2 separate regions of the Homo sapiens genome follow, and region 1 is linked to region 2. Evidence: chromatin loops called from intact Hi-C (ENCODE). Cell type or tissue: endothelial cell of umbilical vein. All regions are shown on one strand. Links, peaks and the distances in the headings refer to the core of each region. The heading gives the core; the rest is flanking DNA. Region 1 overlaps SLC35G2 (solute carrier family 35 member G2). Region 2 overlaps NCK1 (NCK adaptor protein 1).

What was found. Peaks named below come from ENCODE experiments on the same cell type or tissue, not always from the same donor. Only the 100,000 strongest peaks of a DNase experiment are listed, where the experiment ranks them.
Region 1: a loop joins it to region 2, with 2.9 times the contacts of the local background. A loop is called at or near these places in 1 of 110 quality-filtered maps.

Annotation. Positions count from the first base shown.
Region 1 is chr3:136,832,109-136,843,754 of GRCh38, forward strand. The region is part of intron 1 of SLC35G2 (solute carrier family 35 member G2); the gene reads left to right. NCK1-DT (NCK1 divergent transcript) reads right to left here. Exons shown (of 3, transcript NR_110177.1): 3 at 9,868-10,461. Among named protein-coding and RNA genes, the nearest start is that of SLC35G2, 19 kb to the left of the region's middle. In endothelial cell of umbilical vein, for the core only: no CTCF peak of the experiment used is centred there; DNase peaks (open chromatin) are centred at 6,753 and 6,883; H3K27ac peaks cover 3,012 bases.
Region 2 is chr3:136,890,614-136,902,259 of GRCh38, forward strand. The region is part of intron 1 of NCK1 (NCK adaptor protein 1); the gene reads left to right. It also overlaps the pseudogene RAD51AP1P1. Among named protein-coding and RNA genes, the nearest start is that of NCK1, 34 kb to the left of the region's middle. In endothelial cell of umbilical vein, for the core only: no CTCF peak of the experiment used is centred there; DNase peaks (open chromatin) are centred at 1,948 and 3,408; H3K27ac peaks cover 3,547 bases.

The DNA of each region.
Region 1 (11,646 bases), core at 4,438-9,437, 54 kb before region 2:
GTTCATGCCATTCTCCTGCCTCAGCCTCCCGAGTAGCTGGGACTACAAGTGCCCGCCACCAGGCCTGGCTAATTTTTTTGTATTTTTAGTAGAGATGGGGTTTCACAGTGTTAGCCAGGATGGTCTTGATCTTCTGACCTCGTGATCCACCTGCCTTGGCCTCCCAAAATGCTGGGATTACAGGTGTGAGCCACCATGCCCAGCTCATTCTTCTAATCTAGAAGTTTCTCTTTTAGTGTAGTTTAAATCTCAAACTGCTCCTTTTTACCAATTCTTATGCTATCCCAAAACAAATTAGTTCTAGGCTGAAATTGTCATTACTTTTGCTTTGTTCACCCATATTCTGATGTTAAAGCAAATCTATAGTTAATTGTATAATTTCCTTCCTTTAATGTGCATAGTACTTGTTGTGTCTGATATCTTTTCTCACCCATTAACATTTAAGTTCCTTAAGAGAAAGCTTATGCCTTCTTGGTCTTGTCTCTCATAATGTCTTAGCATGGTGCCTTCCACATCATAGGCACTCATAAATACTGACTGAATAAAGGAATAATCATGAATGCATGAGATTGCCAGATAGCTGATGTGATGTCAGACTGCCTTCATAGAAACAAAATCCCCCTGAACAGGACAAAGTATAGAAACTGAGGAGAGTGGTTAAGATGGTGGAAGGACTGAGGCCGGGTGTGGTGGCTCACGCCTGTAATCCCAGCACTTTGGGAGGCCGAGGCAGGTGGATCACGAGGTCAGGAGATCGACACCATCCTGGCTAACATGGGGAAACCCCGTCTCTACTAAAAATACAAAAAAATTAGCCAGGCATGGTGGCGGGCGCCTGTAGTCCCAGCTACTTGGGAGGCTGAGGCAGGAGAATGGCATGAACCTGGGAGGCGGAGCTTGCAGTGAGCTGAGATCGCGCCACTGCACTCCAGCCTGGGTGACAACAGCGAGACTCTGTCTCAAAAAAAAAAAAAAAAAAAAGAATAAAACATAAGATGGTGAAAGGACTGAAAACCATGATTATACATGGAATAATTGAAAACCCAGGGGCTATTCAGTTTGGAGAAGAGGAAACTTACAGTGGGAGAATTTAGATGAGGAGGGTAGGGAATAGTAGTTCACGTTATTGAAATGTTGTTAAGTGGAAGAGGGAATCAATTTGTGACCTCAGAAGACATATAGTAGCAGCCTCTGGAAATTACATGGAGAAAGATTTTGACTCATTGTTAAAAAGTAACTTTCTAACAATCAGGAATGACTTCCAACTGGCTGTTTTGAGAAGGAGTGTTTCTAGTCATTGTAGGTGGTCAATCAGAAACTGTACTATTTGATGGGGATGCTGTAGAGCAGTCATCCCCAACCTTTTTGGCACCAGGGACTGGTTTCATGGAAGACAGTTTTTCCATGGAAGGAGTCGGCGGGTGGGGGGTGTGTTCACGAATGGTTTCAGAATGAAGCGGTTCCACTTCAGATCATCAGGCATTAGAGTCTCATAAGGAACATGCAACCTAGATCCCTCACATGCACAGTTCACAATAGGGTTTGTGCTCCTGTGAGATATAATGTTGCCGTTGATCTGACAGGAGGTAGAACTCAGGCAGTAATGCTCGCTTGCTCTCCACTCACCTCCTGTTGTGTGGCCTAGTTCCTAACAGGCCACAGACTAGTACTAGTTCATGCACTGAGGGTTGGGCACCCCTGCTGTAGAGAGAAGATATACTTACTCTCAAAGGAATTGGAGTAGATGATCCCCAAAATCTTTTAAACTCTCATGGTCTTTAATTCTATGTATTGTAATATATATTAATGTATATATTTAATAAAGGTTAATCATATACAATGCTACTGTATATGGTATTGTATAGTAACCGTAAACAATAGCATTGTACATGATTTACCTTTATTAAATATATGTTAATATATGTATATATTTATGTATTGCATATTCTCATTATCACCAGATTGCCTAAATTAATGAAAGGTGAAAATGGCTTTTTAAAAATTTGATCTTGGATTATTTAAAAAAATATTACTAACATGTCTTTTGCTTGGGGACACTAGTGTATAAAACATTATATGAACAGTGTTTAAATTGCAATAAACAAATTTACATTGTTGTTAGCATGTCAGATGCAAGTAAATACTATTTTAATTTCTTTGTTAAATCTAAAAGGAGAAAAGTGAGCCAGAGTCAACTCATCCCAATTCAGATGAATTGTGTGTTTATTATTTATTTATTTTTGAGACGGAGTTTCACTCTTGTGGCTGAGGCTGCAGTGCAGTGGCGTGATTTTGGCTTACTGCAACCTCTGCCTCCCGGGTTCAAGCGATTCTCATGCCTCAGAAGAGTAGCTGGGATTATAGGCACCTGCCACCACACCCAGCTAAGTTTTGTATTTTTAGTAGAGGAGGAATTTCACCATGTTGGCCAGGCTGGTCTTGAACTCCTGACCTCAGGTGATCAGCCCGCCTTGGCCTCTGAAAGTTCTGGGATTACAGGTATGAGCCACTGCACCTGTGTGTTTAAAATTCAGGACTTCATCATCACCACCACCACTGTCTCACTATCACCATCATTGCTAACATATATATATAGCATTTATTATGTGTCTAGCTCTGTTGTAAACATACCACACATATTAACTCATGTACTTTTCCCCAAAATCCAACGAATTAAATACTGGTATTGCCATTTTTGTAACTTATTTTGTAGTAATTTCAAACTTACATAAAAGTTGCAAATATAATACAACAAACTCCTGGGTAAAAGATAACTCTCTTATTATTCTTCACCCAAGTTCTCCAATTGTAAACATTTTACATTTGTTTTGCCATTCATTTTCTTTTTCTGAACCAATCGAAGGTAAGTTGCAGAGGTGATATCCAATTATCCCTAACTACTTAAGTGTTTTCCTTTAAGACAAGGACCCTCTCCTGCATAACCACAGTGTTATCACCAAAATCAGAAATTTCACATTGATATAATTCCACTATCTAATCCACACACCACATTCAAAATTTGTCATTTGTCCTAACAATTTCCTTTTTGAAAAAGTATTTCTTACTTTTGGTCTAGAATCAAAGTCAGGATTATGAATTACATTTAGTTGTTATGTCTCTTTAATCTTTAATTTGTGACATTTCCTCAATCCTTCCTTATCTTTAGTGACCTTGACATTTTTGAGTTCAGGCCTTTTTCTTTTTTTTTTTTTTTTGTAGAGTTCCTCATTTTAGGTTTGTCTGATGTTTCTTCTTGATTAGATTCAGGTGATACATTTTTTTTTGGCAGGAATGTGATAGAAGTGAAATTGTATTCTTCCAAATGTATCATATTAAAAGGCACATAATATTGTTTTTTTGTTGGTGATGTTAACTTTGATGGCTTAAGGTGATAATTTCTCCACTGTTAAGTTATTCTCTTTCCCTTTGAATTAATAAGTATTTTGTAGGAAGACACTTTGAGGCTATGTAAACATCTGGTTTCTTAACAAAGTTTCACTTGCTTATTTTATGATTCTTGCATAAACTGTTACTAGGATGATTGCCAAATTGTAGTTTTTCTAATTACAATATTTGTTTTCCATTTACTAGTTGGGATTCTATTGTACAGAAGTTTTTTCCTCTCCCTTCTTATTGGCTTATTTCCATCAGCGTGGACTTGTGGATTTCTATTTTATCCAATAGATTATAAGCCATTACTATCACTATTGGTTTTGATGCTGAAAATGCTCCAGTTCCAGCCATTGGGATACCCTTCAAGCCAGCTCCTGTGTCCTTTTGGCATCTCTGTATCATTCTGAGAGTACTTTTTTGGGGTGCAAGACATTTCAGGCTCTTCTGGTATTTTTTCTGCCACAATCATTGCAGTTATTTCATCAGCTGTTTCTCCACTGAGCTCTGGTTCCTTTTACTTGAGAATGGATTTTTAGAACCAAGATCTGGATGCTAGGTGTGGTCATTGCTACTGGAGTGTTACTGTTTTTAGGCCATTTTAGCAGACAGAGCTAGGAAATTCACACACACACACCCACACACACACCCCTATATCTATTTATATATCTTTCTGTCCATTTATATTAAAACTCATGAATTTACTCCAATATCTCTAGCTCTACTCCAACACTACAGGGTTCATTCTAGTCTTCACCCTTATTCTATTTGTAACTTCCTTCTCTCTTGGTAAAAAAATCTGGCTTCCATTATCCTCGATATATTTAACTATTTACTCATTCTTCTTTTATGTAACCAATCTCCTGACCTCACAGGCCACCTCCTTGGCCCCAATTCTTCCTCAGATTCAGGCCTGCTTATCGACCAGTCTCTTCCCGACATAAATTAAACAACTAGAAGGTTGTGGAGCAGAAATTCAAACCTCAGTGCTGTAATTACTTGATAGAGAGCCCTTTATTAGGTCTTCAACACCAATGGAGTTGATTTGTGAAACAGCTTCTGTGAAAATGCTCATGGAAAAAAGGCCCTTGGACTAATGAGATGAAGATTTATCCACACAGAGTGTCAGCCCCAGAGATGTGCCTTCCATAAGAAACTTGGGAGCATCAAGCCAAATGCTCTACCTGCCAAGAACCACAGCAAGGGGATTCTCCAAAATTGGTGAGGTTCAGGGACCAGACAGCCAGCACCACCAGTGCTATAAATATCACACTGTGTTTTATCATATCAAGAGTACATTTCATTAAGATGTAAACATATTACTTTGCTATATTTCTGTAGAGGGAAATACTGCTTTTATTACAGATTCTTAGATTGAAATTCTAGGAGCTGGATGATGGTGTCTTCTCTTTTAGTGCTGACTTCATTTCCTGGTCCAGAAGATCAGAAATCTGTTCATGTTTTAGAGAACAGCATGAGGTCCATCTGTTCAGGTCAGATTTTTCCAAATTAACATAAAGATTTATGGGGTGGTAACTTATGTAAGAAAAGCCAAAGGTAATTATATTCTTTGCTGCCATTTGGAACTTACATTATGTTTTTGGTTAGTAATGAAAATATACTAGTATGTATCTACACACACACAACACACACACACACACACACAGAATTCTTTCAAACACTATGATAAAGTCATCCTCTTCAGTTTGTATAATATTTCACCTCTGTTTTGGTTTAGGCACCAGACACCATCCATTCAAATTTTCTCTGTAATGTGGTCTGTTTATGTACAGTTTTCCTTCCAACAGAAGGCACAGAAATAAAAGAGCTACAATTGGCTTCTTGGGTGACTATTTTAGTGTGACTGAAATACAGAGTAATGATTTTTTTCCTCTGATGAAAATAGCTTGATTTTTTTCTGATTTCAAAGGAAATATATACATATATGAAAAACAAACAGAAAAGAGAGAAAATACCATATAATTGAATTTCCACCATTTGCAAGGATAAATAGAATCACATCATGAATACTCATTGACATCTTTCTTTTTACTCAGCAATATGACATGAGGGTTTTCTTATGTAAATATATATACATATAAATTACCCTTTTAGATGGCTGCATATTACAGTAATGATTTTCTTTAACCAGCATCCCATTAATGAGAAGTTTATTTCCAATTTTTCATTGTATAAAGAAAGCCATGATGAATATTTTTGCATGCACATCCTTATATACTTTGCTGGTGATGATCTTAGGATATATCCCTGAAAATAGCATTGCTGGGTCAAAGAGTTCACATATTTTAAATTTTGACACCACATGTTCCTGGTACAATTAACTCTTTTTTTTTTTTTTGAAACAAGGTCTTGCTCTGTCACCCAGGGCGGAGTGCACTGGTACAATCTTGGCTCACTGCAACCTCTGCTACCTGGCTCAAGCAATCCTCCAGCCTCAGCCTCCCATGTATACAGCTGGGACTACAGGCGGGAGTCACCACGCCCAGCTCATTTTTGTATTTTTCTGTAGAGATGGGTTTTTGCCACGTTGCCCAGGCTGGTCTCAAATCTCCTGAGCTCAAAGTGATCTGCCTCCCGAAGTGTTAGGATTACAGGTGTGAGCCACTGTGCCCGGCCATAAAATTAACTCTTGATGAGGTGAATTACAGTATGTATATTCTTTATATATAATGTCCCTGTCAATGACAGAACTTGGTAAAGTCTCTTCAATTTTGCAGTAGCATATACATATATATATATATATATATATATATATATATATATAAATGCACACACAACGTGTGTGTGCTTGTGCATGCATGTTCTCCTACAGACATTAAAGGAGTGTAGTGATTTTAATAAATCTAGGTATGCTACTTAACCAATCAGATGTTGTTAGGTTTATTCAAAATTTGACATATGGTTTGGTCTGAAACGATGGCATCTGGTAACCATTTCTTATCTTACATTGATTTTAATGAAATATGGTATATGGGAAGAGGTGACTGAGTTGTAATTTTAGTGAGTGGTATCTATAGTGTGAAGAATCAACGGTGTCAATAGTATGAAGAATCAGTTATGATTAAGCCAAACCAAATTTGTAAAATTTTGAACTGATTCATTTGGTATATTTTTAAGTTTTGGCCTCAAGAAGGAGTTCAGGCTTGGCTTTTTTGTGGATAAATAGTAGCAAAAATAGGACAAATGTGAGCATGTGGTGCATGTAGTGTTTGAAGGATTTGATAGTAGCTTCTGTTGATCCTGGGGTGTTCTTTTTTTGTTCAGGAACTGATGCATATCCTGGGCAGTTGGAAGCCTTCTTTAAACTCAGCTGGGCTGCTCTGATGATCTCTCAAGAGTTAGGTAAATTACAAACAACCAAGAAGTACAACTTTAACATGCATATTGGAACAGCCCAGTAATTTTACATTTAATTAGCATCTAACCTAATTGGGTATTTAACCATTTAAACAGAAACATAAAAAATCATGGAAATAGAAAAGATCATTTTATTCCTGCTTCTCCCCCTTCTAGTGATGGCTCCTTCCTACCCTTAACAGCTTCACCCAGCACAGCTGAATTTAAAGCTGCTGACTCACAGGAAGGTGATTCTGCTTTTTTTTTTTTTTTAACAGAAGGAAAGTTAAGTGGTAGATGATAAATGTGTTCATTGAGGATGGCATATTTTATGCAAATTGATAAATCCACTGATTCAAAGATTAGAAAGGCTCTTTCCTGGAAAGGAAGTGTCGATTATAAATGGTGAAGACTTGCATACTTGCATTCTAGCAAGTTCTTAGCTGCCAGCCAACACATTCATCACCAAGTGCCAGAATGGATTTTAAAATGTCACAACACAAATTGCTCTGCTCAAAATCAGGCACCATCATAGTCACACAAGCCAAACCAACCTGCTTGTTTAAAAGTGCCACATAAAGTTTTTTTTTCAACCTCAGTTAACCTTTTCCTTTCCTGGTATGCCTGGTTCATTGCAGTCTCCTAAAGTCATGAACCTTGACTGAGTAGAGAGAGGCCAGGCTTCTCCCTTTGACTTTGCCTGTACAGCAACTAACTGGTCCAGGTGCTTTTAAACTGATGGTAAGACTAAATGTTTAGCCCAGCTCTAACCAGACTGATAACTCTCACCCCTACCTTTTCCCCTATACCTTCTGCTCTTATTTATTTCTTTTGTTTTTCTCAATCTTTTCCCTCCCAGAGCCAGCTGTTGACTTCTAGAAGCTACTGCATAGCTGATAAGCCCCTGACTATTCCTTCCCTAATTTTCTGCTTTAGAACTGTCAGTGGAGTGTCCAGCTCAAACCTGGGCTAGCCCTCCTGTTTGATGCTTCTCTTAGCAGCCCCTACCTCAATACCATCAGATCTGTCTTCTTACCTCCCCTCATCTCCAAGTCCCTTAGTTGTAATTTCCACCCACTTCTATAACCCAGACTGACACAGCCCAGCAAAATCCTCAGGTCTGTCTACCATTCTCCTATAGCCTAGCTCAGCCCAAAATTTCTTAGTCCCTTTAAATCACATTCTACCTTGCTCCTCCCAACATTGCCCACTCTGGAATCCAGTATCCATTACTTTTCCTAGTCCAACTAAGCAGCCTTCATCCCCAGTCTAATTGGTTGGGGGGACTGCCACACCTTCAGCTTCAGTGTATCTTCCCTCTTGGGAAGCTTCTGCTTTTCAACCCAAAATAAGGGTTCTCTTGTACCCAGGTAGCCCTCTTTTAAGCTGATTTTGGCTAGCATGCCAAGGAGCTTATCATTCACCCTAGTGTGCCCAGATTTTTTTCTAGCCTGAAATAAGTGAGCTGTCATCCAGTTCTGGCACTTTTGTGCTTCCGTTAGTACTGCAGGGAGTCATCCTCAAAGAGCATTATCACCACTGACCTGTCACCAGAAAGGCACAGTGATGATGATAAATTTGGACTGATTCATCCATATTCTTCCCCTGGTTGTTGCCCTTCTTTTCTTTCTTCCTCCTCCTCTTCCTCCCCTCCCTCCCTTCCTCTCTCTCTCCCTCCCTCCCTCTCTCCCTTCCTTCTCTTTTTCTCTCTTTTCCTTCCTTCTTTCCTCCCTCCCTCCGTCTCTTTCTCTTCTTTCTCTCCCTCTCTTTTTTCTTTTCTTTTCTTTTGACAGAGTCTCACTCTGTCATCCAGGCTGAAGTGCAGTGGCGTGATCTTGGCTCACTGCAACCTCTGCCTCCCTGGTTCAAGTGATTCTCCTGCCTCAGCCTCCCTGGTAGCTGGGACTATAGGCGCATTCCACCATGCCTGGCTAATTTTTTATTTTTAGTAGAAATGGGGTTTCACCATGTTGGTCAGGCTGGTCTCGAACTCCTGACCTCAGGTGATCTGCCCGTCTGAGCCTCCCAAAGTGCTGGGATTACAGACGTGAGCCACTGTGCCTGGCCCTTTTTTTTTTTTTTTTTTTTCTTTTGAGATAGGGTCTCACTCTGTTTCCCAGGCTGGAGTATAGTGATGCGATTTTGTTTTTTTTTTTAAGGGACGGTTTCGCCATTTTGCCCAGGCTGGTCTTGAACTCCTGAGCTCAAAGTGATCTGCCCGCTTCAGCCTCCCAAAGTGCTGGGATTGCAGGCATGAACCACCATGCCCCACCCCTCCCCTGGTTCTTCTAAGCAAGAGGATGTATTTGCAAGATGGTTGGCAGGGTCAGGAGTGCAGTCAGTGGCTATGGAAATAAAAGTTAGTTGTTGCTATGGTAAAACAGAGCTGCACCCTATCTAAAGGATGGACACAACACCAAAACTAGATTCCGGAATGTAACAAACTTATCATTCCTCAGACTCTCAAAGTAAATTTTTTTCTCAAGAATAACAAGCTCATGGATAGAATGAAGGATTTCATATCCTACTAATTTTTGAGTCAGATATCAGTTCCCTACTGGCCAATAATGTGAATATAAATATCAGAGTCCAGCCGGACATGGTGGCTCATGCCTGTAATCCCAGCACTTTGGGAGGCCGAGGTGGGTGAATCACCTGAGGTCGGGAGTTCGAGACCAGCCTGACTAACATGGAGAAACCCCGTCTCTACTAAAAATATAAAAAAATTAGCCGGGCGTGGTGGCGCATGCCTGTAATCTCAGCTACTCAGGAGGCTGAGGCAGGAGAATTGCTTGAACCCAGGAGGCGGAGGTTGCGGTGAGCCGGCAAGGTGCCATTGCACTCCAGCCTGGGCAACAAGAGTGAAACTCCGCCTCAAAATAAATAAATAAATAAATAAATAAATAAATAAATAAATAAATATCAGAGTCCATTCCCAAGGATCCCCAAAATAACATTTTTAGCATAAATACCTAAGAGTCACCATCAGACAGCCATGTCCACAAATCGTGTGGAAAAACCCCAGTTTATATTCAATTGAAAGTCTAAAATTATATCCTTTTTACTCTGAAAAATCTAAAATGTGGAAGAGAATCACTTCTGACTAGTATAAACAAAAAGTAATAAGCAATCATTTTAATACAGGATTTAATAAGTTGTCTTAATATTTCTGATAAATATTCAGATGATTACTTTGAAGTATTTTGAAATAAAGATACTTTCCATATTTCATAAAGCTACTTTTAATATATTAACATTTATTGCTCTTGAGTTCAAAGTATATCTTATTCTAGCCACCAAAACATTTAGAAAATAGAAAAAAAGGTAAAAACTAATTTTTTTATCTCTTATATTTCAGACACTTAATACCCTTACCCCATTCACTGAATCCAATTTCATTGCTATTTCCTTGTTTTGTCCTTTTGAGTGGTTCGGGATCTGCTTCAAATGACAAAGAGATGTGAGTAATAGGGTTCAACGTCTTTCTTATTTTCAGATTTAAAGCTCTTCAATGATGTAGCTCAAAATGAAAGTTCTTTCAATCCAACAACTTTGCAGAGATGCTGATCCCTCTCCCAGGTGAATCCTGGCCAGGCCTTTCTGACAATCCTGGGATACCCTGGGGCCAGTATAGAGTTCAAGGGCAGACCAGACTGGGGGAGGGGTTCCTGAGGGACCTGGAACCAGCATCACCAGCACAGTCAGAATTGCAACCTAGTGGCAAAGATAACTGTGAGAACAATCTCAAAGGTGGGGCCAGGACAGAAATGGTAGAATAAATAGCAGAGCTTGTGATGGTTATTATAGGATGGGACAAAACTCAAGGAGCAGTTGTAGAATGCAGTTCAGGACCAAGTCATTATTTTTGTTTAATCAACTTTTATTAAATGTGCTCTGGGTGCCAGGAACGCAAATATGAATGAGAGCTCTCTTGCCATTATGGAATTCACAAAGGAGACTGTGACTTGGCATGTTCCCTTTAGATGGTGCCTGGATTTGTTGGAGGAGTGGACATGGCAGCTTAAATGAGCCCTCTTGGGCTGTGCACAACCCAGAAATTTCGAGGTGTGCCAGTGTGTCTGTCTAGTATCATTGTGGGAGGATGTAGAGTCATTCTATGATTGTTTCTGACATCTCTGTAGCTCTGAGTCTTCTTAGAAGGAGCACTTTAAAAATCAGAGTTCTGGGCCAGGCATGGTGGCTCATGCCTGTAATCCCAGCACTTTGGGAGGCCAAGGTGGGCGGATCATGAGGTCAGGAGATCAAGACCATCCTGGCTAACACGGTGAAACCCCGTCTCTACTAAAAATACAAAAAATTAGCCAGGTGTGGTGGTGGCCGCCTGTAGTCCCAGCTACTCGGGAGGCTGAGGCAGGAGAATGGCGTGAACCCGGGAGGCGGAGCTTGCAGTGAGCCGAGATCGCGCCACTGCACTCCAGGCTGGGTGACAGTGCGAGACTCTGTCTCAAAAAAAAAAAAAAAAAAAAAAAAAAAAATCAGGGTTCTGGCAGGGTGTGGTAGCTCAGGTGTGTAATCCCAGCACTTAGGGAGGCTGAGGTGGGCAGTTCACTTGAGGCCAGGAGTTCGAGACCAGCTTGGCCAATGTGGCAAAACCCTGTCTCTACTAAAAAAATACAAAAATTAGCCGGGTGTGGTGGCACACACCTATAATCCCAGCTACGTGGGAGGTTGAGGCAGGAGAATCCCTTGAGCCCAGGAGGTGGAGGTTGCAGTGAGCTGAGATTGCTCCATTGCACTCCAGCCTGGGCGACAGAGTGAGACCCTGTTTCAAAAAGGCTGGGCGCAGTGGCTCAAGGCTGTAATCCCAGCACTTTGGGAGGCCAAGGCGGGAGGATCACCTGAGGTCACAAGTTCGAGACCAGCCTGGCCAACATGGCA
Region 2 (11,646 bases), core at 310-5,309:
ACCACATTTTATGCATTCATCAGTTTACAGGCATTTGAGTTTTTTCTCCCTTATGCCTATTACGAGTAATATGGCTACTGGCATTCATGTACATGTTTTTAAAAAGTTATTGTGGTAAGATATGTGTAACATAAAATTTACCATTTTAACCATTTTTAAGTGTACAGTGATAAGTATATTCACATTGTTATGCAGCCATCACCACCACCTGTTTGCATAAGTTTTTCATTTTTGCCACCTGAAACTCTGTACCCATTAAACAACAACTCCCAAGTCTGCCATCCCCCCAACCTCTGGCAATCACCATTCTACTTTCTATCTCTATGAATTTGACAACTCCTGGAACCATGTGTAAGTGAAATAAATCATACAATATTTGTCCTTTATGACTGGCTTATTTCACTGAGTATAGTGTCTTCAAGGTTTATTCACATTGTAGCATGTGTCTAAAGTTCCTCCCCGACCAAAGGCTGGTACTGTTCCGTTGAATCTATATTTACCACATGTTGTTTACTCATTCAACTGATGACAGACACTGAGGTGGAGTTTTGCTCTTGTTGCCCAGGCTGGAGTGCAGTGGCACGATCTCGGCTCATTTGCAACCTCCGCCTCCTGGGTTCAAGTAATTCTCCTGCCTCAGCCTCCCAAGTAGCTGGAATTCCAGGCATGGGCCACCATGCCTGGTTAATTTTGTATTTTTAATAGAGATGGGGGTTTCGCCATGTTGGTCAGGCTGGTCTTGAACTCCTGACCTCAGGTGATCTACCCGCCTCAGCCTCCCAAAGTGCTGGGATTACAGGCATGAGCCACCACGCCTGGCCTGATCATGGACACTTTGGTTGCTTCCACTTTTTGGCTGTTGTGAATAATGCCAATATGAACATGGGTGTACAAGTATCTATTTGAGTTCTCACTTTTACTTCTTTTGGGTTTGTATCCATAAGTGAAATTGCTGGATTGTATGGTAATTTTGTTTCTAATTTTTTGAAGAACTGCCATATGGGTTTCCACAGTGGCTGTACCATCTTATCTTCCCACCAGCAGTGCACAAGGGTTCTAATTTTCTACATTTTCACCAACACTTGTTATTTTCTGTCATCATCATTTTTTTAATAATAACCATGGTGATGGTTGTGAGGTGGTATTATTGTGGTTTTGATTTGGATTTTTCTAAGGGATGGTGATATGATCATCTTTTCATGTGCTTATTCACTGTTTGCATATCTTCTTTGGAGAAGTGTCTATTCAATTCCTACTCCATTTTTGTGTTGGATTTTTATTTTATTCTTTTTAGAGACAAAGTCTCACTGTATCACTCAGGCTGGAATAGAGTGACATAATCATGGCTCATTGCAATCTCATCCTCCTGGGCTCAAGGGATCCTCCTGTCTCAGCCTCCTGAGTAGCTAGGACTATAGGTGCATGCCACTGCTTGGCTCATTTATTTATTTTTTGTAGAGATGGGGATCTCACTATGTTGCCCAAGCAGGTCTTGAACTTTTAGCCTCAAGGGATCCTCCTGTCTCAGCCTCCCAAAGTGTTGGGATTATAGGTGTGAGTCACCACACCCAGCTGGATTTTGTTGTTGTTGTTGTTGTTGTTTTTGACTTGTAAGAGTTCTTTATATATTCTGAATATCAGTGTCCTATCAGATGTGATTTCCAAATATTCCTTTCTGTGGGTTACCTTTTCACTGTATTAATTTAGTGTCCTTTCATATACAAAGTATGTTAAAAAGATCTTAATTTTGATGAAGTCCAGTTTGACTCTTTTCGGTTGCCTGTGCTACTGATGTCCTGGATTATCTGAGTGGGCTCTGGTAATCACAAGAGTCCTTATCAGAGGGAATCAATTAGTCCAGGAAAGGGATGTGATGCTGAAAGCAGAAATCTTGATGATGTGGCCAAGTGCAAAGGAATATAAGCAGCTTCTAGGAGCTGGAATAGACAAAGAACAGATTCTTCTCTAGAGCCTTCTGAAGGAATGCAGGCTTTGATTGTAGCTTTGTAATCTACTCCATCCAGGCTGCTGCAAATGCCAAACAGGCCTGTAAGACCTGTTTTAGACTTAATGACCTCTAGAACTGTGAGATCACAAATTTGTGTTGTTTTAAGCCACTATTGTTACACAGCATTAGGCAATTAATACAACTAGAATCAAAGGAGAGACTGAGAGCATGAAGATTATACATGAGACTTTTAAAATACTTTATTTCAGTAGGTTTTTGGGGAACCGATGGTGTTTGATTACATGAGTAAGTTCTTTAGTGGTGATTTCTGAGATTGGTACAACCATCACCCAACAGCAATGTACACTGTACCCAATGTGTAGTCTTTTATCCCTCACGCCACCACCCTTATCATTCATATGCTTTTGCGTCCTCATAGCTTTGCTCCCACTTATGAATGGAGAATATACGATGTTTGGTTTTCCATTCCTGAGTTACTTCAGTTAGAATAATGGTCTCCAGTTCCATCCAGGCTGCTGCAAATGCCATTATTTTGTTTCTTTTTATGGCTAAGTAATATTCCATAGTGTGTGTGTGTGTGTGTGTGTGTGTGTGTGTATATATATATATACACACATGTGCAAGTATCTTTTTCGTATAATAACTTCTTCTCCTCTGGGTAGATACCCAGGAGTGGGATTGCTCGATCTACTTTCAGTTCTTTAAGGAATCTGCGCCATCCACGTCAACATCTATTTTTTGATTTTTTGATTGTGGCCATTCTTGCAGGAGTAAGGTGGTACTGCATTGTGGTTTTGATTTGCATTTCCCTGGTAATTAGTGATGTTGAACATTTTTTCATATGTTGGCCATTTGTGTATCTTCGTTTGAGAATTGTCTATTCACGTCCTTAGGCTGTTTTTTGATGGGATTGTTTTTTTCTTGCTGATCTGAGTTCCTTGTAGATTCTGGATATTAGTCCTTTGTCAGATGTATAGATGGTGAAGATTTTCTCCCACTCTGTGGGTTGTTTACTCTGCTGATTGTGTCTTTTGCTGTGCAGAAGCTTTTTAGTTTAAGTCCCATCTCTTTATCTTTGTTTTTGAGGCATGAGACTTTTGATAGAATCTACATCTTGCTTTGCTCAGATTGGCTTAAACCCTACATTGATTCTAATCCATCACCAAGTCTTGACATCTTCCATGGAAATTTGAGAAGGGTTAGTGATATAAGCCAGTGGTACCTGCTACTGCAACTGGTATTGAGGCAGGAATTACTATTCATCATTACCTTCTTTTACTACCTATTCTAGATTTCCTTTATGCTGGGCCAGCATTTAAGCTGGTTTAAGTTGCTTCTGTCCTTTCGGCTTTCATCCTTGTGGGACTTGAGCCTTTAGTTGCCTTGCCTGTTTTGAGCCATGGTTGCTGTAATTTCCTGTTTACCCTATTAGCAAGCATGGAAATACCCTGCATTCCAGACAGATTGCTCCCTAATCTCATTGTGTACAACAGGTCCTAATAATCAGGGTCATTTATCACTGCTAGTATATTTATTCCTTTCTTTGCCTGCTCGTTCATCAGTATGAGAAGCCCATAGTGACCAAGTGGTGGTTGTGGCTTTAGGCTCCGTGAACCCCTACTGTGGAAGCATTACCCTCAGGATCTCTAGTACAGCAGAGATTTTAAATTGTGGGGATAGGAAATCCACATGCCATAAGTGAGTTACTGGGAGTGATGGTGAAGAGTCAATCTAACTTCTCTACCCCTTGGTTTCTAAACCCGTGCATCTCAGGTAGTAGGGATATAATACCCTAGCCATTGGTTCAGTGCATATGCTGCATCCCAAATGACCAGCAGAATGACTTCTTAATCGAGCTTTTAATTTAATGCACCACTTTATGATTTTGTTAGCCGGACAGTTTCTAGGTGATGTGGTATGTGGTGTAGGACCAGTGGATGCCATGGTCATGTGCTTAATGTTGTATCTTCTTCACCATTAAACGAGTCCTTTAGTTTGAGGTGATGTTAAAGTGAATCCCAGATTGGCAAAGCAAACATTTTGAAACCATTGAGGTACTGTAAATGTCCAGAGACACTCAGGGCAGGAAAGGCAAACTCATTTCTACAGTAAGTGTAAATCCTACTTCCCCTGGAATGCAAAGGTTCCAATTCCATCCTGCCACCTGCTCAGTTCTGTGTCTGATAAGTTGTTTCCTGCATTCTGCTGTGATCCTAAATTTTGCTAGATTTTTTAAATCTTATTAGTACTTTTAATTATATTTTTCAGAAATAAGCTGATTTTTTTGTTTTGTTTTGTTTTTTTTTTGAGATGGAGTTTCACTCTTGTTGCCCAGGCTAGAGTGCAGTGGCACTACTATCTCGGCTCACTGCAACCTCCACCTCCTGGGTTCAAGCAGTTCTCCTGCCTCAGCCTCCCAAGTAGCTGGGATTACAGGCATGTGCCACCAAGCCCAGCTAATTTTGTATTTTTAGTAAAGACAGGGTTTCTCCATCTTGGTCAGGCTGGTCTCGAACTCCTGACCTCAGGTTATCCACCCGCCTCGGCCTCCCAAAGTGCTAGGATTATAGGCATGAGCCACTGCGCCCAGCAAGCTGATTTTTTTTGATAATAGGGATGTGATAAACAGTTTTCACTTTAACGTAGTCAACTATATGATTCCATTTGTATGGAATTCAAGAAAAGGCAAACTGATGATAGATGTGTATAAGGCTTTGGTATGTTTTTGGTTTATTTTATTATATATATATATCATGTTTCCGTACCTTTTAATGTTGCAATAAAATTGTTTTGTCTGACATTAAAATTGCCATACCACCTTTTTTAAAAAATTGCCATACCACCTTTTTTAAAAAATTGCCATACCACCTTTTTAAAAAAAAGGTTTGTCAGAATTTATTTTTTTCATCTTTTCTCTGTTAATGTTTTAGTTCACTTTTATAAACAGCTTTAGTTGAATTTGTATGTTGTTTTTATTTTATTTTATATTATTTATTTTTTGAGATGGAGTCCCACTCTGTTGCCCAGGCTGGAGTGCAGTGGCACAATCTCGGCTCACTGCAACCTCTGCTTCCTGTGTTCAAGTGGTTCTTGTGCCACAGCCTCCCGGGTAGCTGGGATTACAGGTGCGTACCACCACACCCCGCTAATTTTTGCATTTTTAGTAGAGACAGGGTTTTGCTATGTTGACCAGGCTGATCTCTAACTCCTGACCTCAGGTGATCCTCCCACCTTGGCCTCCCAAAGTGCTGGGATTACAGGTATGAGCCACCATGCCCAGTCTGTATGTTATTTTTGTTATTTTCTGTTACAAATGAGTTAAATTCATTCACATCTATTTTAATTATGATATATCTGGATTTTTGTCATCTTGCTTTGTTTGCCATCCTTTTTCTTTGCTTCTCTTCTCCTTTCCTGTTTTTTGTTTTTTATTGATATATAATATTTTACATATTTACGAGGCACATGTGACATTTTGTTACATAGGATGTGTAATGATCAAGTCAGGGTATTTGGGATATCTATCACCTTGAGTATTTATCATTTCTATGTGTTGGGAACATTTAAAGTCCTCTCTTCTATCTACTTTGAAATACACAGTTTTGCTAGCTATAGTCACCTTAGTCTGCTATAGAATATTAGAATTTTTATACTTTTTCTTTAACAATATGTTTGTGTACATTGAGCAACCTCTTTTCATTACCTACCACCCATGTACCCTTCTCAGATTTTGGTGTCTGTCATTCTACTGTCTACCTCCATGAGATCATCTTTTAAACCCACTGAATGAGTTAGAACATACTATATTTGTCTTTCTAGTCCTGGCTTATTTCACTTAACATAGTGACCTCCAGGTCCATCCATGTTGCTGCAAATGACATGATTTCATTATTTTTTAATGGCCAAATAGTATCCCATTGTGTATATATGCCACATATGTCCATTAATCTGTTTTTGTTTTGTTTTGTTTTTAAAGGCAGGGTCTCACTCTGTCACCCAGGCTGGAGTGCAGTGGTGCAATCATGGCTCACTGCAGTGAGTAGCCGGGACCACAAGCATACCCCACCACACCTGGCTAATTAAAAAAGAATTTTTTTTGTAGAAATGGGGGTCTCACTATGTTGCCCAAACTGGTCTCAAATTCCTGGGCTCAAGCAGTCCTCCTGCCTCGGCCTCCCAGAGTGCTAGGATTACAGACCTAGCACTGTGCCTGGCCCCATACATCTGTTGATGAACACTTAGGTTGATTACATATATTTGCTATTGTGAATAGTGCTACAGTAAACATGCAAGTGCAGGTATCCCTTTGATATACTGATTTCTTTTCCTATGGATAACTACCCAGTAGTGGGATTGCTGGATCTTGTGGTAGTTCTGTTTTCAATTTTTTGAGAAATTTTTGTAGGTTTCCAAAAAGTATGTACTAATTTACATTCTTACCAACACTGTATAAGAGTTCCCTTTTTTTCTACATCCTTACCAGTGTCTTTTTTTCTTTTGTTTTACTTTTATTTATTATTTTGAGACAGAATCTCACTCCCTGTCACCTAGGCTGGAGTGCAGTGGTGTGATCTTAGCTCACTGCAACCTCTGCCTCCCAGGTTCAAGTGATTCTCCTGTCTCAGCCTCCCAAGTAGCTGGGATTACAGGTATGTGCCACCATGCTCGGCTAATTTTTTGTATTTTTAGTAGAGATGGGGTTTTGCAAAGTGTTGGCCAGGTTGGTCTGAAACTCCTGACCTCAAGTGATCTGCCTGCCTTGGCCTCCCAGAGTGCTGAGATTACAGACATGAGCTACCACACCTGGCCTTTTTTGTTATTTAAATAACAGCCATTTTAACTTGGCTGAAATGATATTTCATGTGGTTTTTATTTGCATTTCCTTAATGATTAGTGATGTTGAGCATTTTTTCATATACTTGTTTGCCATTTGTATGCCTTTCTTTGAAAAATATCTATTCATGTCCTTAGCCTACTTTTAAATGGGATTATTGGTGGGGTTTTTGTTTTTGTTGTTTGAGTTCCTTGTATATTCTAGGTATTAGTCACTTGTTGAATAGTTCGCACATATTTTCTCCCATTCAGCAGATTGTCTCTTCACCCTTTTTTTAGACAAATGCTCACTTTAATCACAGTTCTAAATTAATTATTTTCACGTTAACATAGATGTTCCCATAAACTGAGAAGAACTGAGCTAAGTATTATACATTTTTAATGGTTAATATGATTTGAAAATTTTTTATAAAAATTGATCAGAAGCTAGTTGAAATTCTCACCATAAATATAAAATATTGATTACAATTGTTTTTCACAGTAAATTGAGATCTGAGCTTCCTAAAAAGCTGTATTATCTAATATCATAATAGGGATGACTAAATACTTGACAACTACTTTCTGAAGACTGGCTTAACAAAAAGTTACTATTTGAAGAAACAGCTTTCCCTTGTTTATATTTACAAGAAAAAGGCTAACATTTTTGCAGAACTCTCATTTTATCATGAAGTGTGGACAGTCAGAAGCAGGTGGCTGTTGGTGGGGTGCAGTGGCTCACACCTGTAATCCCAGCACTTTGGGAGGCCAAGGCAGGCAGATCACTTGAGGTCAGGAGTTCAAGACCAGCCTGGCCAACATGGTGAAACCCTGTCTCTACTAAAAATACAAAAACTAGCTGGGTATGGTGGTGATTGCCTGTGATCCCACCTATTCGGGGAGGCTGAGGCATGAGAATCACTTGAACCCGGGAGGCGGAGGTTCCAGTGAGCTGAGATCGTGCCAGCCTGGGTGATAGGCAAGACTCCCTCTCAAAAAAAAAAAAAAAAAAAGGTGGATGCAGTGGTATCAAGAAAAAAGCATTTCAAAACATTTCCACTTTTATTAAAGGTTTTGACAATGAAGATATCACTAAATGTCTTCAAATTCTATTTGTTATAGAATAACCATCTAAATAGGAGACACATGCCATAATACAGCAACCATTTTAGTGTGTAAAATACTTCTGAACTCTTACTATGAAAAAATTTGGCTAAAATACAAAACATCTTTGCAATAAAACTGATAATATAGCTTAAGTAGCTTATAAGATTTCAGAAATGTCTTATGAAAGAAATGAGAATGTTTCCCTGTGCGAGATAAAACTGAACGGTTAACGTTAAGGTGCTATAAACTAGACAAAGCTGGAAAGGCACATCATGTAACTAGAAAAGAACGGCATGTGATGTGGACTTCCTCCATGTCAAACTGACAGGAAAATAGAATATGCTCTTCAGAAGGAAAGGCATGAGAAGATAATTCTTACAAAGCTCTCATTGAGATCTTGAAGAGCTTTACAGAGAACATAATCATAAAATGGCTAGAGATCATTTATAGGACATGGTAATGGATTCCTTTGTATTACAATACCTGCCTCAGATATAAACACAAATCAAATATAAACACCCTTGTAAAGCTGTGCTTCTTTCAGCCAAACATTTCTCTGGTACCACAGTCAGCCTCTAGTAGCATTTGGATGCAAAGGTTTAACTGGTGCTGATCTGGACAAGCCACAGCAGAGACTCTGATTTGGAGACTTCATGGACACTCCTGCCAGTGCGCTGCTGCTATTGCTGCTACTTCCAGATGCTGGTAGAACCATTTAGGTCTCTTGCTTTCAGCTGAAGGACTGCATATTTGTAATGGTTTCCTAGTGGCATCTGAAGAAAGATAAATCTCTTTTGGCGAGGACTGAGATTCTGATTTGATGGCAGCCAGAGCAGTCTACCAAAGTCACTAAAGCATTACATTTGGATTTAGGTTCCTTCTCTTTCTTTTCTACTGGGGATTTTACCTTCATTTCTTTTCTTTTTTTTTTTTTTAAATTTCTTTAACTTTACTTTTTCTCATAGAGGAGTCTTTGTCATTATCCTCACTCTCACCAAAATCAGAATCATCCTCAGAATCTTCACCAGTTGCCAAGTCTGGTTTGGTGTTATTAGCACTATTGCCATCACTGCCTTCCAGAAAAATTTTCCTCTGTTGTACCGCAGCTTTAGATGCTGCTTTTCTTTTCCCTTGAATACCACCATTGTCTTTCTTAGTAATCTTATCCAAATCTAAATAATCACTGGCTACACTGCAATTAGAGATACGAGGAGACTTACTCACTGTTTCTGTTCTACTATTGCCATGTTTTTCAACTCTTTTATCTTGAGACTTCTGCACATTAGTGGTGACTGTTGAAAGTTCCTTCACTGATAAAGCTAGTGCAACTTCTAAGTCTCTCTGGTAGAGCTTATCATCTAAAGCCATCCTTTTTTTTTTAGGGGTTTTCTCTTCTAGTGGGATTTCTTCTTTCTGGAGATTGTTCAAATTAGGTTTTGGTTTATCTTGTTTTAACTCCTTTGATGTTCTGGATTGCTTGTTTAAAGGTACAGTTGCAGAAACAAAATCATCATCACTGTCAGAGTCGCCAAACTGTGAGTAATTGATTGGTTTCTTACATCTCACAGGCTGCACCATGGTCCCTTTCAGGGCTTGATATTTACACTTCCCAAGTTCTTGTTGGCTGTAGTGGTGGTTTCAGTTCCCACCCAAAACCAGACATTGGCGCTCTCCCTTCACTCTTCATTGTTTCCTTTGCTGTGCAGAAGCCTTTTTTGTTGTTGTTGTTGTTTAATATAATCAGTTGGCTTTAAATATGTGGATTTATTTCTGAATTATCTGTTTTATTCCATTAGTCTATGTGTCTGTCTTATACCAGTACCATGCTGTTTTGGTTACTGTAACCTTGTAATGTATTTTGAAGTCAGGTAGTTTTATTCTTTTTGCTTAAGATTGTTTTGGTTGTTTGGGCTCCTTTTTGGTTTCATATGAATTTTAAGATTGCTTCTTCTATTTCTGTGAAAAAAGACATTGGTATTTTGATAGCCATTGCATTGAAAATGTAGATTGCTTATGGCAGTATGGTCATTTTAATGATGTTAATTCTTATTCTTGAGCATGGGATGTCTTTCCATTTGTTTGTGCCCTCTTTATTTTATCTAGTGTTTTGTAGTTTTTATAGCTATTGTAAAAAGGGAATGCCTTCTTGATTTCTTTCTCAGCTAGTTTGTTTTATTGGTATATAGAAACAGGTTTTGTATGTTGATTTTTTTTTAACACTCCCTACTTCACAGATGGATGCATATTGATTTATGTGTGTTGATTTTGTCCTGCAACTTTACTGAATTTATTTAGCAGAACTAAGTTTTTTGGTGGAGTCTAGGTTTCTCTAGATATAAAATCATATCATCAGCAAAGAGGGACAGTTTGACTTCCTCTTTTCTAATTTGGATGCCTTTTCTTTTTTTCCCTCTTGCCTGATTGGTCTGGCTAGGACTTGCAGTACTATGTTGAATAGGAGTGATTAAAGTGGGCATCCTCGTCTTGTTCCAGTTCTTAGAAGAAAGGGTTTCAACTTTTCCCCATTCAGTATGATGTTAGCTGTTGTCATATATGACCTTTGTTATGTTGAAGTATGTTTCTTTTATGCCTAGTTTGTTAAGAGTTTTTATCACGAAGGGACACTGAATTTTATCAAGTGCTTTTTCTGTGTCTGTTGAGATGAACATATGGTTTTGTCCTTTATTCTGTTGAGGTTATGAATCATATTTGTTGATTTGTGTAACCATCCTTGCCTCTCTGGGATAAATCTCACTTCATTGTGGTGTATTTTTTTTTTTTTAATGTTGTTGGATTCAGTTTGCCAGTATTTTGAGAATTTTTATCTCTGTGTTCATTAGGGATATTGGCCTGTAGTTTTCTTTCTTTTTTTTTTTAAATATTTTTTATTGCATCCTTGTCTGGTTTTGGTGTTAAGGTAATGTTGGCCTTGTAGAATGAGTTGGGGAGAATTGATGTTAGTTCTTCTATGAGTGTTTGGTAGAATTTGGCAGTGAAGCCATCCAGTCCCGGACTTCTGTTTGTTGGGAGACTTTATTACTGATTAAATGTCTTTACTCATTATCAGTCTGTTCAGGTTTCGTATTTCTTCCTGATTCAATCTTGGTAGATTGTATATGTCTATGTCTAGGAATGCATCCATTTCCTCTCAATTTTCCAGTATGTTAGTGTATCGTTGTTTGTAATAGTTTTTAATGTTCTTTTGTATTTCTGTGGAATTAGTTGTAATGTCTCTTTTCATTTTCTGATTTTACTTGGGTCCTCTCTTTTTATGTTGATTAGTCTAGCAAGTGGTTTATTGATTTACCTTTTCAAAAAATCAGCTTTTTGTTGTTCTTTTGTGCTTTTTAAAAAAGTCGTTTCATTTAGTTCTGCTCTGATCTTTATTATTTCTTTCCTTCTACTAATTTGGGGTTTGGTTCTAGTTCCTTAAGGTGCATTGCTAGATTGTTTCTTTAAAATCTTACTACTTTTTTGATGTAGGCATTTGTTGATATAAATTTCCCTCTTTGCACTGTTTTTGCTGTATCTCATAGATTTTCGGTATGTTGTATTAGATTTTCATTTGTTTCAATAATTTTTTTGATTTCTTCCTTAATGTCTTCCTTGACCCAGTGGTCATTCAGAAGCATGTTGTTTAACTTCTGTGTATTTATATAGTTTCCAGAGTTCTTCTTAACTCTTTGTTTTTTTTTTTTTTTTTTGTTTTTGTTTTTTGAGACAGAGTTTTGCTTAGTCACCCAGGCTGGAGTGCAGTGGCA